2 separate regions of the Homo sapiens genome follow, and region 1 is linked to region 2. A link is a loop called in an ENCODE intact Hi-C map of the cell type or tissue named here. Cell type or tissue: B cell. All regions are shown on one strand.

Evidence for each region. A loop is a pair of places that touch in the nucleus more often than their neighbours do. Peaks named below come from ENCODE experiments on the same cell type or tissue, not always from the same donor. Only the 100,000 strongest peaks of a DNase experiment are listed, where the experiment ranks them.
Region 1: it touches region 2 in a loop (3-fold over the local background); 2 of 110 quality-filtered maps call a loop at or near these places.

What each region holds. Positions count from the first base shown.
Region 1 is chr5:67,188,918-67,196,917 of GRCh38, reverse strand. CD180 (CD180 molecule) reads left to right here and starts at 119. Exons shown (of 3, transcript NM_005582.3): 1 at 119-366. The coding sequence starts at 277. RefSeq lists enhancers at 1,146-1,295, 3,211-3,310. In B cell, no CTCF peak of the experiment used is centred here; DNase peaks (open chromatin) are centred at 7, 227, 2,597, 3,677 and 1 weaker place; H3K4me3 peaks cover 7,848 bases; H3K27ac peaks cover 8,000 bases.
Region 2 is chr5:68,429,718-68,437,717 of GRCh38, reverse strand. LOC105379013 (a long non-coding RNA gene) reads left to right here. Exons shown (of 5, transcript XR_007058804.1): 4 at 4,133-4,249; 5 at 7,141-8,000. Among named protein-coding and RNA genes, the nearest start is that of PIK3R1, 220 kb to the right of the region's middle. RefSeq lists enhancers at 2,757-2,816, 3,202-3,496, 3,187-3,526, 2,805-4,004. In B cell, no CTCF peak of the experiment used is centred here; DNase peaks (open chromatin) are centred at 1,907 and 3,317; H3K4me3 peaks cover 685 bases; H3K27ac peaks cover 1,481 bases.

The sequences.
Region 1 (8,000 bases), 1.2 Mb after region 2:
ATGTTCAGTGCCAGGAAATGCAACGGGCCATTCTGGGGTTGGGTCCTCAGTTATTTTTGGCAAAGATGGGTGGTATGCAAAAGGGACTTCCTTTTTTTTTTTTTTTTTTTTTTCCAGCACAGAGCCACAGAATGCTGAGCAGTCAACAGCATTTCTTGTTCCAAGATCACCCTTCTGAGTACCTCTCTGGCTGCCAAATTGCCAGGGCCTTCACAGTTTGATTCCATTTCTCAGCTCCAAGCATTAGGTAAACCCACCAAGCAATCCTAGCCTGTGATGGCGTTTGACGTCAGCTGCTTCTTTTGGGTGGTGCTGTTTTCTGCCGGCTGTAAAGTCATCACCTCCTGGGATCAGATGTGCATTGAGGTGAGTCCAAACTGTTTGTCTTTATGCAGATTAAACTGTCTGAAAATTTTGAGATTTAGCACGCAGTCCAATCTGAGCCTTGGCATCCCAATATCTAGTGTCTTTAAAAAGGAAATAAGGTGTATATATAATTTTTTCATTATTGTGAGAAAGGAGCCAAAGAACTCTGCCAGGGGATCATCTGGTGGCATCTTAATAGGAAGCAAAGAGAATTTTTCTCCTCTTCAAACAATTCCACCCAAATAATCCCAAGTGGGTCATAAGATATTAATAGGGTCTGTGTGCACAAAGCAGACCCCTAAACCTGCCTCAACCTAGGGGAGCTGTTGGTTTAACATCCCCACTCTCACATGGCCTCTATCCCAATGAGTCCTTTGGTCTCCTCTCAGGGTGAGAATTAGTAAAGACAGCGCTGTGCCAGGTTTTCGAGCATTGAAAAGATCACTCTGAATGAGTCTGGCTCTCTCTTGGACTTGGACAGCCTTCCATCTGTTTTACTAACCCATAGGAGGAAAATCTGAGAATAGAGCCAAATTGCACCTTCTGTTTTGGACCATAGCAATATTTATCAACCTGTGGGAAGTTCTTGGAGGGGATAATGAGAGAAAAAGGAGAAGGGCCTCCGTCTCTTGCCATCCTCTAAAATGCTTCAAACTTCCTCCCACTTTCTCTGACCCCACAAGTGATCAATACCACGTGGCCTGTCAGACAAGGGCTGCATACAGGAGGAACCATGAGTCTTGGTGGCTTGGTGAGCTGCTGGTCTGGGTTGAGGTAAAAAGAAGAGTAAGAGCCAGGAATAGCCAGATGTGGAGTTGCCCTGGGGCAGGACTAGAAGGAGATCAGAGGATCAGGAAGAGCAGAGCAAAGCCAGCACTGGGGTAAGGCTCAGAGCTGGGTGAGCAGAGCCTTGTTGGTCTGGCATTAGGATGGAATCAGCAGCAGGCCAAGAGGAGGCATCATGCCAATGAGAAATGAAGGCTGGGAAGGTGTGTGTTGCTTTGCTTGGGCTGTCATAACAAATGCCACAGACTGGGCCAGGCGTGGTGGCTCACGCCTATAATCCCAGCACTTTGGGAGGCCAAGGTGGGTGTATGCCTTGAGACTGGGAGTTCGAGACCAGTCTGGGCAACATGGCAAAACCCCATCTGTACTAAAAATACAAATATTAGCTGGGCATGGTGGCACATGCCTGTAATCCCAACTACTCGGGAGGCTGAGGCAGGAGACTCACTCAAACCCGGGAGGCAGAGGTTGCAGTGAGCCGTGATTGTGCCACCGCACTCCAGCCTTGGCGACAGAGCAAGACTCTGTCTTAAAACAAACAAACCAAAAATACACCAAAAAACAAAAACAAACCAAAAAAACCCTGAATACCATAGACTAGGTGACTTAAACAAGAGAAATTGATTGTCTCACAGTTCTGGAGGCTGGAATTTTAAGATCAAGGTGTTGGCAGAGTTTGCTGCTTCTGCACCCTCGCTCCCTGGCATGCAGATGGCCATCTTCTCTCTGTGTCCTCTCATGGCCTTTCCTGTGTGCATGAGCACTGGTGTCTTCTTGTTTGTCCAAATGTCCTCATCTTTTAAGGACTCCAGTCAGATTGGATTAGGGCCCACCTATATGACCTCAGCTTCCCTTAATGACCTCTTTAAAGGCCCTGTCTCTAAATACAGTCACATTCTGAGGTCCTGTGGGTTAGGACTTCAACATATGAATTTGGTGGTGGGGGAGAGAAAATTCAGCCCATAACAGAAGGAGAAGAGTAAGACATTTCTATCAGCCCCAGAAGGCTGTCCCCTCACCCTTCAGGTTGGAAGGTCTGTAATTGCCTGACAAGTTCTTCCTGCCCACTGCCCAGACAAAATCAATCCACTGAGACTACGGCATTGCAGTAAAGAAAGTTTAATTGATGTGAGACTGGCCACGCCAGGTGGGAGACAGAGTTATTACTCAAATCAATCACTCCAAAGTCTTGGAGATTAGGAGTTTTCAAGGATAGTTTGGTGGGCAGGGTACACGGGAATGGCAAATGTTGACTGGTTGGGGAAGAAGTCATAAGGTTTTGGAAAATGGTCCTTAGTTCTGAGTCCACCTCTGGGTGAGGCCGCAGGATGGGGTGAGTCAGGAGTCTGGGTGGGGTTAGTCTGAAAGATATCTCAAAAAAAAATCTTAGATTCTATAATAGATGTTATCTACAGGAGTAATTGGGGAAGTCACAAATCTTGTGACCTCTGGCCACATGACTCCTGAACAGTAAGGAGTAACTATGCCAACATCTTAGGCAAATTCAAGCCCCTCTCATAATCCTAACGGGTGACCTTTCTTTAGTTTTAAAAAGGTGCTTTTGTTTTAAGAAGGGCTATTACCATCCTTGCTTTAAGGTTAAAGTATAAACTAAATTCATCCCAAATTCAGCTTGGTCTACACCCAGGAATGACCAAGGAGAAACTGGAGGTTAGAAGTAAGATGGAGTCAACTATGTCATATTTCTCTTGCTGTCATAATTTTGCAAAGGTGGTTTCAGGTCAATGTCATACAGACATTTGGGAGGCATGACAAGTGGGTAGGAATAAGGGCACCATCCCCCCAGTGATCAGGAACATAGGTTATCACCTCCAGGAGACAGCCTCCAATAGGATAACATCACCATTTAATTCCACCTCATTGGGAAGCAGGCTGTTTTAAATGCCCCACTCTTATACACCTACAAGTTTAACTTTGAAATCCTTGCATCAGCGGGAGGCCCCCTAGTCCTTTGGCTGCCTGTTCTGGGGCCTTCAGTGCTATTCATGTCTCAGGAGTGGTGCTCAGTGTTCTAGGGCCTGCAAGCCTAGCCCTGTGTGGCAGCAAAGTCTTTCCTTTTTGGATAAGCCAGATGAAACTGAAACCTTCCAATACAACAACATTCCTGCAGCCCTCCCTCTGAAAGAAGTCTGATTTTAAATGACCTTGTCAGCTATTCAGTTAGCATCAGATCTGTATTTTCTTTTGTTTCATCTATCACGTGTGAGTGAGTTCTCAAGAACAAGATTCGAAGGCTGTTTAGGGAGCCCTTGCTACTGTGTGGATACTAGGGAGGGAGCTGGGGGATGCAAAGAAAAATGGAACTTATTCCTGAGATTCTGGAACTTTCCAGGCTGCTGGCAAGGGATAAAAGGAGGGGTGGCTAAAAGAATAAACTCTTGCTTTTGACTTAAGGGTTTGGCCGTTTTTCAAGGGTAAATTACCCCGAACTTTACTCACCCTTCCAAGCTGCTTTCCTTTCCTCTTTTCTTCTTCCCCCTTCAGCTCATGCATAGTTAACCACATAATGTCTGCATGTTCATGTGACTGCCATTACCCTATTAAGCCTGTGAATAAAAGTTCTCTGAGGTGGAATTTGACGAAGGAGACTTTATTCCAATGAACAGTTCGCAAACTGAGGAGACACGGCCTTTGGCACGTAGCCTTTGGAAGGTGCATTCCAGGGAACAAATGAGGAACTTGGCCTCCATAGAGAGAAATTTTCCCACTCAGCTTCCCAATCAAATTCATTTACGCAGCAGAAGGATTCAAACTTGCTTAGTTCTGATCGGTTGGTGCAGCTGGACCCTGACTGGTTGATAAAGCTGAGCCCTGATTGGTTGGTTCAGGTGAGATCAGAAAGTTCCAAAATTAAACAGAGATGGGGGTTTTCAGAAACTCAGAGTACATGTGTGACCTCTAGTCAGCAAGTGGCTGCTCGGCTGTATTTAAAATTTAGGCCCAGTTTGCCACTTGGGATCTGATATAGTTTGGATCTGTGTCCCTGCCCAGATCTCATGTTGTATTTTAATCCCCAGTGGTGGAGGTAGGGCCTGGTGGGAGGCGTGTGGGGGCAGCTCCGTCACAGCTTGGTGCTGTCTTGGTGATAATGAGTTCTCCTGAGCCTGAGATCTGGTCATTGAAAAGAGTGGCACCTCCTCTGTCATTCTCTCTCTCCTGCTTTCACCATGCAGCGTGCCTGCTCCCCGTCTGCCTTCTGCCATGATTGTAAGCGTCTCAAGTCCTCCCCAGAAGCCAAGCAGATGCCAGCACTGTGCTTCCTGTAGAGCCTGCAGAGCAGTGAGCCAATTAGACCTCTTTTCTTTATAAATTACGCAGTACTGTTTCTTTTTTCTTTCTTTCTTTCTTTTTTTCTTTTGAGACGGAGTCTCACTCTGTCGCCCAGGCTCGAGTGCAGTGGCGTGACCTCAGCTCACTGCAAGCTCCACCTCCCAGGTTCACGCCATTCTGCCTCAGCCTCCCGAGTAGCTGGGACTACAGGCGCCCACCACCACACCTGGCAATTTTTTTGTATTTTTAGTAGAGACGGAGTTTCACCTTGTCAGCCAGGATGGTCTCGATCTCCTGACCTCCTGATCCGCCCACCTCGGCCTCCCAAAGTGCTGGGATTACAGGCGTGAGCCACCGTGCCCGGCCCCAAAGTTCTTAATTTTAATATACCTCAACTTATTTTTTTCCTGTATTTTCAGTACAATTCTGTCCTGTTTAAGAAATCTTTGCCTACCTCAAGACCGTGATATTATCCCATGTTTCTTCTAGAAGCTTTATTGTTTTGTATTTATTTGCTATTTCTAGGTTTCACATTTAGATGGATCAAAATTGTTTTTGTTTTTTACATACAAGTAGGAGTCAAGATTAATTTTTAAATAAAACTTTTTGTTTGGAAAAATATCCAAACCTACCTACAAGTTCTGAGACTATTACAGTGAACACCTACAGGCTACATAGATTCTTCCATTGTCAAATGCTACATGTTTTCTCTCTCTGTCTCTCTCTCTCTCTGTGAATGTTTGTGTCCCTATATATGTGTGACTTAAGCAAAAATATTAGGACCCGTATCAAGTCTTTGGAAGCTGATAAATATGCAAAGAACAGCTGGAATTCGTGTTCTGTGATTTGGATTGTGGCATCATTTTAGATGCACTCTTGAAATATTTACTTGGGAATGTGGGCATGCCTCCCCTTTTCAAGTGAGCTCAGCTTGGCCATCCTTTTCCCTCAAAACTGTGATAGAAGTGAGCCCTTCAGTCCCTAGGTGTGGGATGGGGACTGGTTAGCAGAGCTCTTTTTTGAAAGGAACTCCAAGTTCATAGACACAAGGGCTTCCCAATAGCTTTCGATAATGATGTGAGGTTGTGATGATCCAGTTAAACGCTAACTCTTCTTGTTTAGTGCTGACACACATTATCGCATTAATCCTCACAGTAAACTTGCAAGGCGAAGTTCCTAACTTCAATCTACATTTGAGGAAAAGGGAGGCTCAGAGAACACAGCTTGGTGGTTGAGAGCTAGGATTTGAACCCAAGCAGTCTGACTTTACAGACAAACAGAAAATAAAGTGCATGTAACTGGAATGCCCTTTGCCTGGAGGAATCAGATTGACAATGAAGTTACAGGAATGTGCTCTCTAGGGAGTGTTTGTTTTGTTTTCAGAGACTAATTGTTGCTCTGGGATTTGGCTCAGTCGACTTGCTCTATCTTGGATGGAGGCATGCTTAATGAGGAAGCGTTGGAGGTCAGTGTCCCAGACTTCTGATGCATGGGGAGGTGGCTGCTGCGTGTGTCAAGCGCAGATGAGAAATCCGAAAAGGTGAGAATAAGCACTTGAGTGAAATTCAGAGTTCCAAATTAGAAAATGTTTCAACACTTGCAAGGAAAGAAAATACAGTGGGATGAGAGGGAGTTAGATATACAGCAGAAGGGAGGAAAATAAGAGCCTGATTGAGAAAATGCAAATGAATACCTAGAGGGAAAAGGGATTGCAAATACAGATGTAGCTCTGGGAGCACAGGTCTGAGACAGAGCTGGAGACAAAGCAGATGACACAGGTCCCAGTGCACAGTGAGTCCCAAGCGAATGCCCCTTGACTTAGAATAGTGATGGGCATGAGGCAATTGTCATGAATACCACGTGGCCTTGCCACAGCTCTACTCGCTGTGTGAGTTCACATCAAGAAGTCCCATCTGCACTGGAGCCAGCAGAAGCAGAGAGGTGAGAAAGGGACTTTGGAAATTAACCACATTTCTAGACTTCTCTAGGAAGAGAAGGCTGGGTTTATAGGAAATGGTCATGTGGAGATCCGAGAAACTGCAATGGTAGTGGGTGTCTGCCTGGAAAAAGTAACAGAAGCACGTGGTCCTGGCGGTGGCCATGCTGTCTGCTGGGGCCCAGTGTTCCTTCTCTGCATCTTGTCCTTTCACTCTCTGTTGCATTACCGTTGTGCTGTTCTGGAACCCTGGCTATCAGAACTCATGCTCAAAAATGTTTCATTTGAATATTGATAGGGAGAATGACACACCCTTACTAATGCAGTATTTCTACCAAAAATGTGTAACCAGAGTCAAATTATGAGGAACATACAAACCCATAACTGGGACATTCTGCAAAATATAGGCCTGCATTCTTCAAAGGACATTCATGTTGTGAAAGACAAAGGCTGAGGAACTGTCTCAGATTAAAGGAGTCTAAGGAGATATAACAACTAAATGCAATGTGTGATCCTGGATTGGAAAAACAAAAATTACTATAAAGAACAATAATGGGACAATTGGCAAAATTTGGATATAGACAGTATGTTGGATAATTACATTGTATCAATATTAAATATCTTGAATTTCATAATGGCACTATAGTCATATAATATCCTTGTTTTTAGGATATATAAACATTGGTGTATAGGGCTTAAGGGTCATGATGTCAGTAGTGTACTCTCAATCAAACAGAATGTGAAGAATAGTGTGTGTGTGTGCATGTGTGTGTACCTTTTGCCTTAAAAAATTACAATAGTCTGAAAACAATCTAATGCTTCCTAGATAATTCCAGAGCATGTGGTGCTTTGGTGCCTCTATCATCGTGGCCATTTTGATGATACAATTGTGATTATAAAAGCTATAAGGGAAGGGCTACGTGTATGCTGAGCCCTAGACATTCTCTAAAATGTGTTTGGTTTCTAAATTCTCTTATCAGCTGTGTTTCTTGTCACTTGCCTCTTTCTCCTAGAAATCAAAGGCACAGGATCTATTGCCATTTCCACCTAACCAGAGATGATTCAATATTATGGCACAGGCTTATGGTGGCCTCCTTGATCCTCTTGGTAGCGTCATCCACTCGTTATCAGTTTTTCACTGGGTTGAAACCAAGCTACTTCATTTACCTGCTTTCTATTTTCAAGGAGCTCACTCAGGCCACTGGCTTAGCAGAGCTCCTCCTGGATTCTCAATCTTCTGCATCACATTAGGGCAGTAAAGTGCTTAGTAAAGCACACAAAAGGCTGAGGCACAGAATAATTTAGGTGTCATGGGCACTTATATATTCAGGAGAAGGAGGGAAATGACAGCATTGAGCCTTTTGCTGTAGGGCCGGAATAGAGTGAGACAAACTGAGGAAGTCCCTTTTCTCCAACCGTATGTGACATCAGTTATGCCAAAGGAGACGAGAAAAGCAAAATGTCTCCTCTAAGCTAATCAGCACCTTTGCAACTACTGGGGCAGCAGCTGCACATACATATTCTCTCTGGGTCGTCCATATTCATGGGCACTGAGGATAGGTCTGGCAACACGTGGTTTTTTCCCCCACCAGTCAGCTAAATCTAAGTTTTAAATGCGAAG
Region 2 (8,000 bases):
AAACACCTGTATAATGTCTCTCTACACATGCATACCTCTAAATGTGTGCCAGACTAACAGTGGTAACATCTTACAGAGTTTTACAGCTTTAAAACCAGAGGGAACTTCTATGGTCAAGTGGTCTGTGTTACATTTGACAGAATTGAGGCACAAAGAGGCTGTCCCTTGCCCAACTTCACTGTCTACCTTCATTTCCAACAAGCTTTGGGAGCCTGTGTGTCTGCTCACAGCTAGGAGGAAAGCAGAGGAAGGCCAGTTCTCCTTACTTTTTGCCTGTTGTGGCCCAGCTAACCCAATAAATGAAATTCAGGTTGCTGTGAGATGGTCAAGGTCTGGGCTTTACATCTGGCAGGGAGACAGCTCCTTTCTGAGGATGACAGCTGCAGCTTCAGCTCTACCTGGGAGCTGTCTCCCCATGGGGAAGATGTTCATAGCCAGCTGTCTCTTTTGTGTGCAGTTCCTGGGATTGTTCAAACTGGTAGAAGCTGAGAGAGCCCAAGGGAAGGGAATCTGCAGCTATAGAGCCCAACATGCCTTCTACACACACACACACACACACACACACACTTGCCCTCATTCCTTTAAAACAGAAAGAAGCCAGAACATGTGATGTGGTCAGCTGTTTGGATTCTTAGAGAGTGTTGAGTCTAAGTAATGGGGCAAGTTGTGGGGAGGGCACTTATGGTTTTGGTGGGGAGGGCAGGGACCATTCCAGCTCTAATCAGAAGGATAAAGGAAGTAAGCAGACCAGCAGACCTGGCCTCTGGCATGTGAAACAGCATCCACATGCCCCCCTCCCGATGTCCTATCAGATCTCATTAACCCTCTCCCATTCCATTATCCAGGCACTGCCTCCTTACCTGCCTTGATTATCTCGGCTAGCTGCCAGGGTTGATAAGAAATCTGTCCCAAAATGGCAGAGGGCTAACAGATTAAGGGGTTCCCTCTCAGGGACTTAGCCCTTCGGGTGGGCTGTCTCACAGTTCCCAATTCTTCCAGAGCCAAAGGAAAGCCACAGAAGCATGAAATGTCAGGAAGATTAGACAGACATTTCTGGGCCACAAGCCTGTGTGATGCTTTTCAGATCAAAACCCAGGTCGTGCCTGCTATGTTTGTAGGAAGGAGGGAGTCTGGGTGGGAAATTAGAGAAAGTACAGCACCCTCTGTCCTGAAGAACCTTTCATCCCTGAACTCAGAGGTGTAAGCTGCCCTTCTGAAACACAAATCCTTATCTACTCTCATTTTCCAAATGTTTTGTGTTTCTATATGAAAATCTTTAGATTTGCTGAACCATTGGGCCCCAAAAATATGGCCCAGGTCACTCAAACCTATATATTTTCTTCCTATGATTTTCCTCAGGGCAATTCATGTCGTCACAGGTGGCCCCACCCCCCAAAGCCTTCACCTGAAGGTATTGCAAGCCAACTTTCCAGTTATTTGTTAAAAATAAAATGATCCTTAAAGGATGTGATGGTCAGCCAAGATACTAGAGTTGTTAGCTTTCATCGGACAAAAGGACTTTCAGTGTCAGCTCTGCTTATTTCATTTAGCTTGGATGGCGACCTACATCTCTCAGCATGAAAGGCCCAAAGCGATGTTTCAGGAAGAATAATCCAAAGAACTACGGGTATCAAACTCCCTGGGAACTTGTTAGCATACCAATCCTGGGCTGAGAATATGATTTTAAGGGGATTGATGCTTTAGAATTTCTGGACTAAAGGTTGCTGTTTCTCTTGAAGTGGCAACTCCATTTGAGTGGCAGGTTATCCTGTCTGTCATTACCTGGAGAATTATACAGAAATCTTCTGCATAGCAAGAAGTCCCACCACACTCAGGGCATTGGGGAAATAGGGTGGTGGCAAGCCTATGTTCAGTTAGGGGGATCCCTGCCCTGTGCTGCCGGAGGAAGTGCCCTGTGCTGCAATGAGGAAGTTCACTGCTGTCTTTCTCAGGAACTCAGACCAACATGAAAATAGGACTCCTGAACTTAGAGCCTATGTTTTGTCCACAAGATTATCCAATCTGCAACAAGCACCAGAACTTGTCTGAGATCCTGAAATCCAGAGAGCCTAGCCAGCTGGGCATATACCAAGCTCTAGCATAGGAGAGAGGCCAGCTACTCAGCCAGGGCACATGGCCCTGGGGCAGCCTGGCCCTGGACAGGTGGAGCCAACCTCTCCAAGAACTTTCCAACACTCCACCATTCTCTGTTTACCCCAGAGGCATATTAGGCTGACTGAGACATCCTTGAGAACACAGGGAAGCTTCAACTACCTATGACTGAAATCATGATCATCATCATCATCTAGTTCTAAACAAAATCATCCTAGGAGGCAGCATGCCCTTGTACAAATTTCAAATCTGATACAAATAGCTGTGTGGCGTTAGGCAGATTCCCTCTCTGTACTTACGGTTCCTCATCTATAAAACAGAGTTAATAAAAGAACCCTAATCCCAGCACTTTGGGAGGCTGAGGCGGGCAAATCACGAGGTCAAGAGATTGAGACCATCCTGGCCAACGTGGTGAAACTCTATCTCTACTGAAAATACAAAAATTAGCTGGGCATGCTGGTGCGCACCTGAAGTTCCCAGCTACTCGGGAGGCTGAGGTAGGAGAATCGCTCAAACCCAGGAGGCGGAGGTTGCAGTGAGCCGAGATCGTGCCACTGCACTCCAGCCTGGTGACAGAGTGAGACTCTGTCTCAAAAAAAAAAGAATCCGTCTCTTAGGTTCGTTGTAAGAATTAAATGAGACAATGTGTACCAAATTCTTAACAGAGTCTGGAATATAATAAGTGTTCTGTAGACAGGGCCACAGCTAGCATGCAGGGTGTCTTTGTGGTAATTGGAAAAGGGTGTGCTCATTTGGGTAGACACATTAGAAAAAGATGTCCCTTCCTCTGGGCTGGCTCAGGCTGGTGCCTGACTTGGGAAGCAGAGTTCCTCCCTCGGCTGGCCACCCTTTGGCTGGTCACAACCCACAAAACTGAAGGTGGAGGCCCTGTCCGTACATGTTTGCTATGGTAAGTACCAACAGTTCTTGCAGACGGACAACTGTGTGCGCTCTCACTGTGGAGGCCCCCTTGGAGGAGGTAGCTGACTCTCACTTCTCAGAACCACAGTGCTAGGCTCAGCAGAGTCTCATCTTGATAAACTTCTGTGAGAACAAAGGCATGGGGACACACTGAATTTTCCTTTTCTGAGCTTGAAACCAGCTGATCATGCTTCCTGTTTCTCTAAGGGCTTCCCTGACATAGACGACTTGCTTCTTTCAAATTTGGTCATCGCCCTCTTGCCTTCCTGTGTGAGTCAGCGTGGCTGCCCTTGTGCACGCCAGGCTCCTGTCTGTGCTCCGGGGCCTGTTTCCTGGCCTCCCCAGGTAATTCCCCTCGGCCAAGGGTGAGCGTCCCCGCCCACGTCCCCTCTGCCTGGAGACGTGCGTGCGCTGGGGACATGAGTCACAGCAGCCCGCCCGTCCTCTGCATCTGAAACTATTATTGGAATGCCTCTGCGCACAGCACATGCCTGCTTCCCAGATTTCACAGGCCCCTGCTCAGGGATCTGCAAACCACATTGCTCAGCCCGAGATTCCACGCGGGTGATCACGAGGTGGTTTGCTCTAAGCTGGAACTTTTCTAAGAAAGTAGGTTTCTTTAAGCCAGGCATTCTGCATTCTTCAAAAAGCGTCAACCACATGTCTCCAGCGAGCGCCTAGCAATGTGCCTGCCTTAATGGGTAATGCAAAATAAATCGTTCTGGAGCTCTGAGAAGGACACAGTAAAAAGAAGAGCAAAAATGAGCATCTCAAATAAGAGATGTGGCAGGACAGATCCTTATGGGCCTGGAGAGTTAAACCCACAAAAAGAAAGGGAAGAAAGAGGCAGAAGATCGGGAGGAGGACCATGAGAAAGAACCAACAGAGGCAAACAACTTGAACAAAGATGCAGAGGGAGAATGTGTCGGACTTGTTTACAGGAACCTAAACACGGAACCAAATTTGAATTTTGAAGATCCTTCTCTTTTTCTCTTGCTAGGATGATTAATAGCCTCTAGTGTGAGAGAATTTGTTGTTGTGAGGTGATAAAACTGCTTTGAATGCTATAAGGTATACAACTCTTGTCTCCCTTTTACAGATGAGGAAACTGAGGCACAAAAAGGTGAAGTCCTGAGCTCACAGTCATGCAACCAGCAGGTGGTGAAACACACCTCCAAGCTGCCTGCCTCCTAAGCATCAAGCTTTGTGGCCCAGGGTGAGAACAGATTTTTGTTTTTCCAGGTGGATATTTGAAAGGGAGGAGCTAAGGTTAGTTCACTGATCCTTCTTCCTTCTCTGAACTCCTGATGCAGATTTCCCTTCTTCCATGCTAGATCTTGGTGTATGTCCAGGTGACTAGGATCTCAGGATCTCAGGCAAGTTCTGGTGCTTGCTGCAGGTTGGATAATCTTGTGGACAAAACAGGCTCTAAGTTCAGGAGTCTTATTTTTATGTTGGTCTGAGTTCCTGAGAGAGACAGCAATTAATTTCCTCATTTTCCCTATTTGACATGGACACGAGAACATGAGACTAACAAAGAAACAACCTTTTGCTAGACCATTTTCAGATCCTATGAAAGAAAATGATAAAGAGAAAAGTAGCTCCTGGGGCAAAGTGGAAGCAGATCCTGGAAGAAGTTGCAGGTGGGCTTATGTCAGAGGCGCCCTAGCAGTAGGTGTGCGAAAAGAGAGCAAGGGAAAGATGGGAAGTCCCTCCTCAAGCAGCAAACGCATGTGGCATCCCAGCATGGCTGGAAGCCACCTCTATCACTTCCTTCCGCCAGTGACAATGAAACGGAAAGGGAGCTTGTGACTCACTTCACCTGGCAAGGTGGTGCTGGAACAGGACACTTCCGTGAATCAAGGCTGATTGATCTTATTCTATTTCTAGACACATATCTTACCCAGAGTGCCTCTCCTTCTGAAAGAGTGGCCACCTCATAAAAGTGAAGAGAACACTGTCAGTGGGAATGTAAAACGGTGCAGCCACTGTGGAAAAACTTATGGCATTTCTCAAAAAATTGAAAAGAGAATTACCATATGACCCAGCATTTTCACTTATAGGTATAATATATACCCCAAAGAGTAGAAAGCAGGACTCCAACTGATGTTTGTACACCATGTTGATAGAGCATTATTCACAGTAGCCAAAAAAATGGAAGCAACTCCAGTGTCCATTGATAGATGAGTAAATAAACAAAATGTGAAATACACATGCAATGGAATATTATCCAGCCTTAAAAACGAAGGACAGTCTGACATATGCTTTGACATAGATGAACCTTGAGGACATCATACTAAGTGAAATAGGCCAGTCACAAAAAGACAAACACTGTATGATTCCACTTACGTAAGATATCAAGAACAGTCAGACTTTTATAAGGGAGGGGGAAATGAGGAGTCGTTTAATGGGTACAGAGTTTCAGTTTTGTAAGATGAGTTTTGGAGATTACATTGGTTGTACAATAATGTGAGTATACTTAACACATTGTTAATGGTACACTTCATAGTTAAGATGGTAACGTTTATGTTGTGTGTATTTTATCACGATGAAGCAATTTTAAAAGTTTAACAAATGAAGAGAAAGCTTGTTTCTGTCTGCTACTTGAGTGTAACTATTTGAATTGACTTGAAGGAGGAAGCTCTGGGCCAGTGTGGAGCTTGAGCATAGGCACAGGAGAAAGGGAGACTGCAGACATTGTTTCTTGATCTGAAAAGGAAAACACGGTTCTGCAGTTGTGACAAGCTAAAGGAGACTGGAAGCTTCCCTGAGAGTGAGCTACTGAGCTCTTGCCCCCCTCCTTCTCAGAGTTCTCCAAGGACACACATCTCAGTGTCCCTGCCTAACCCTACCGCCCCAGCAAAGCCCTGGTCCAAACAATGAAAGATGCCTGTTTGAACTTAGGACAATCCCATGGTTTGCTTATTGGACACTTACTAAGGATTTCACTGGCATCTGCTGGTTGTAATTCTCTTAGCCTCCTTTAAGGAAGGTCTTGTTACTATGCCCATCTTTTAGATGAGAAAACTGAAGCACAGAGAGCCTTTGAGATCCATCTGATTTAAAAGCTGCTACTTTAATAGATCTCTAATAAATAGACATCTTCTGTGATTGCATTAAATAATTTTTAACAAAAATGAAGCAATTCAGTTAAAGATAATATCCAAATGACCAGCTTTACTGGGGTGAAGGCTAAAAGGAATGAGCAGGTTGCCATTAGGGAATGAGCATGTGCGTGTGATGAAGAAAGGTAAAGAGGTATTCATAGTCTAAAGCATTTAGTTGAATTCTTGTGGTTTAGAAACATTAGGTTAGAAGTAGTTAACCAAGTGGAAAAAAAAAAGACACTCAAAACCACCACACTGTTTTTGGCACAGTAATATAACCTGGTAAGTGTACTAAAAATTACCCATTTGGTGAAGGGTAGGGATGCCCCTAAAATAGAATTTCCATTGGCACCTCTTCTTTATGTTCTGCCTTTCAGCTTTATATACCTTCAAGTTACAGGAAAAGCTCTGCTGAGCACTCTTGGATATTTCAGACTTTTCAATGTGACCTCTCTAAAAACCTCCCCCACCAATCAAAAATGCACAACCAGAAACTGTTTCTGCCACAATAGTTCCAAGTTCACATCAGTTACATTTTGTTTTGTTTTGTTTTTTGAGAAGGGGTTTTGCTCTTGGTGCCCATGCTGGGTGGCATGATCTTGGCTCACTACAACCTCCACCTCCTGGGTTCAAGCAATTCTCCTGCCTCAGCCTCCTGAGTAGCTAGGGTTACAGGTGCCTACCACCACAACTGGTTAATTTTGTATTTTTGGTAGAGACGGGGTTTCTCCATGTTGGTCAGGCTGGTCTTGAACTCCCAACCTCAGGTGTCAGTTACATTTTTAGAGGATGAAATGGTACACTTTGGGTTTAAAAATCCATTGTAAAGGAGATGCTTTTTCAAACTTTAAAAAAGAAGAACCTGACATTTTTCAATCCAAAATGGACTGACAAACATTCTTTCAGTTCATCTTGTTTAAATAATGAACATCAGAAGCCTATTGTTTAGTATTTTTCAAAAAATAGTAGCATTCTCAAGATTTGTTTTTGTTTTCAACAGATCTACTTCATGCTCCAAATATTCATGGACCTTCCCAGGACCTCAACAAAACAAAACCATGAAGAAAAACCTTGACATGAACCCCAAAAAAACCCAGTCAGCAATATTTTAAGTTAAATTTTGAAACAAATCCAAACGGGTTCCTCCCCATAAATCTACCAGTAAATTGTGCAGAATCAGAACTGAAGCCATGCCCTTTCTTAAAGTATTGAATTAGAATAAATGAGAACATCTAAATATTTTCCAAATTCATATTCCAGTTATAATATTCAAGTTTCTTAGTTTCTCTCTGTTCACATTCAACATGAAATAGTCCCATTAGTCAGTAGCAAGAGCTGCAACATTTCTACAGGTACTAAAGGATGTGATCAGAGCAGGGAAGATGGCCAACAAGATGATGCCACTCTAGCGGGTGCCCATCCAAATCATAACCCATGAATACTGCGGCTTTATTATCTTGGACAACAGAAAGCTGATCTTGTAATTGGATGATCACCCCTGCTTGCATGCTTTCGAGTAGTTACGTATGACAAAAGGAGCTACTGGTTTTGTGATGATGGGTTTCTGGGTAAACCCTAGATGCAGAAGCAGCTTTTAAGCATAGCAGAGCAAGAGTCAAATGGTTCTGAAAAAAGTTTTAACTCTGAGATGACTTCTCCCCGCTTCTTTCACTCTACCCTCTCAATCCTAGAGCAAGTGAGCAGAGTAGGTAAAGCTGTTTCCTCCAGAAAGATGATCCATATTTTAAACAGCTCTGTGAATGGGGCACTAAGACTCAGAAGATCTGGTTTTCAGTTCGCATTCTGCCTTTAACTGGTCTTGAAAGTTTGGGCAACTCAATTATCTCATGGAGTCAGTAT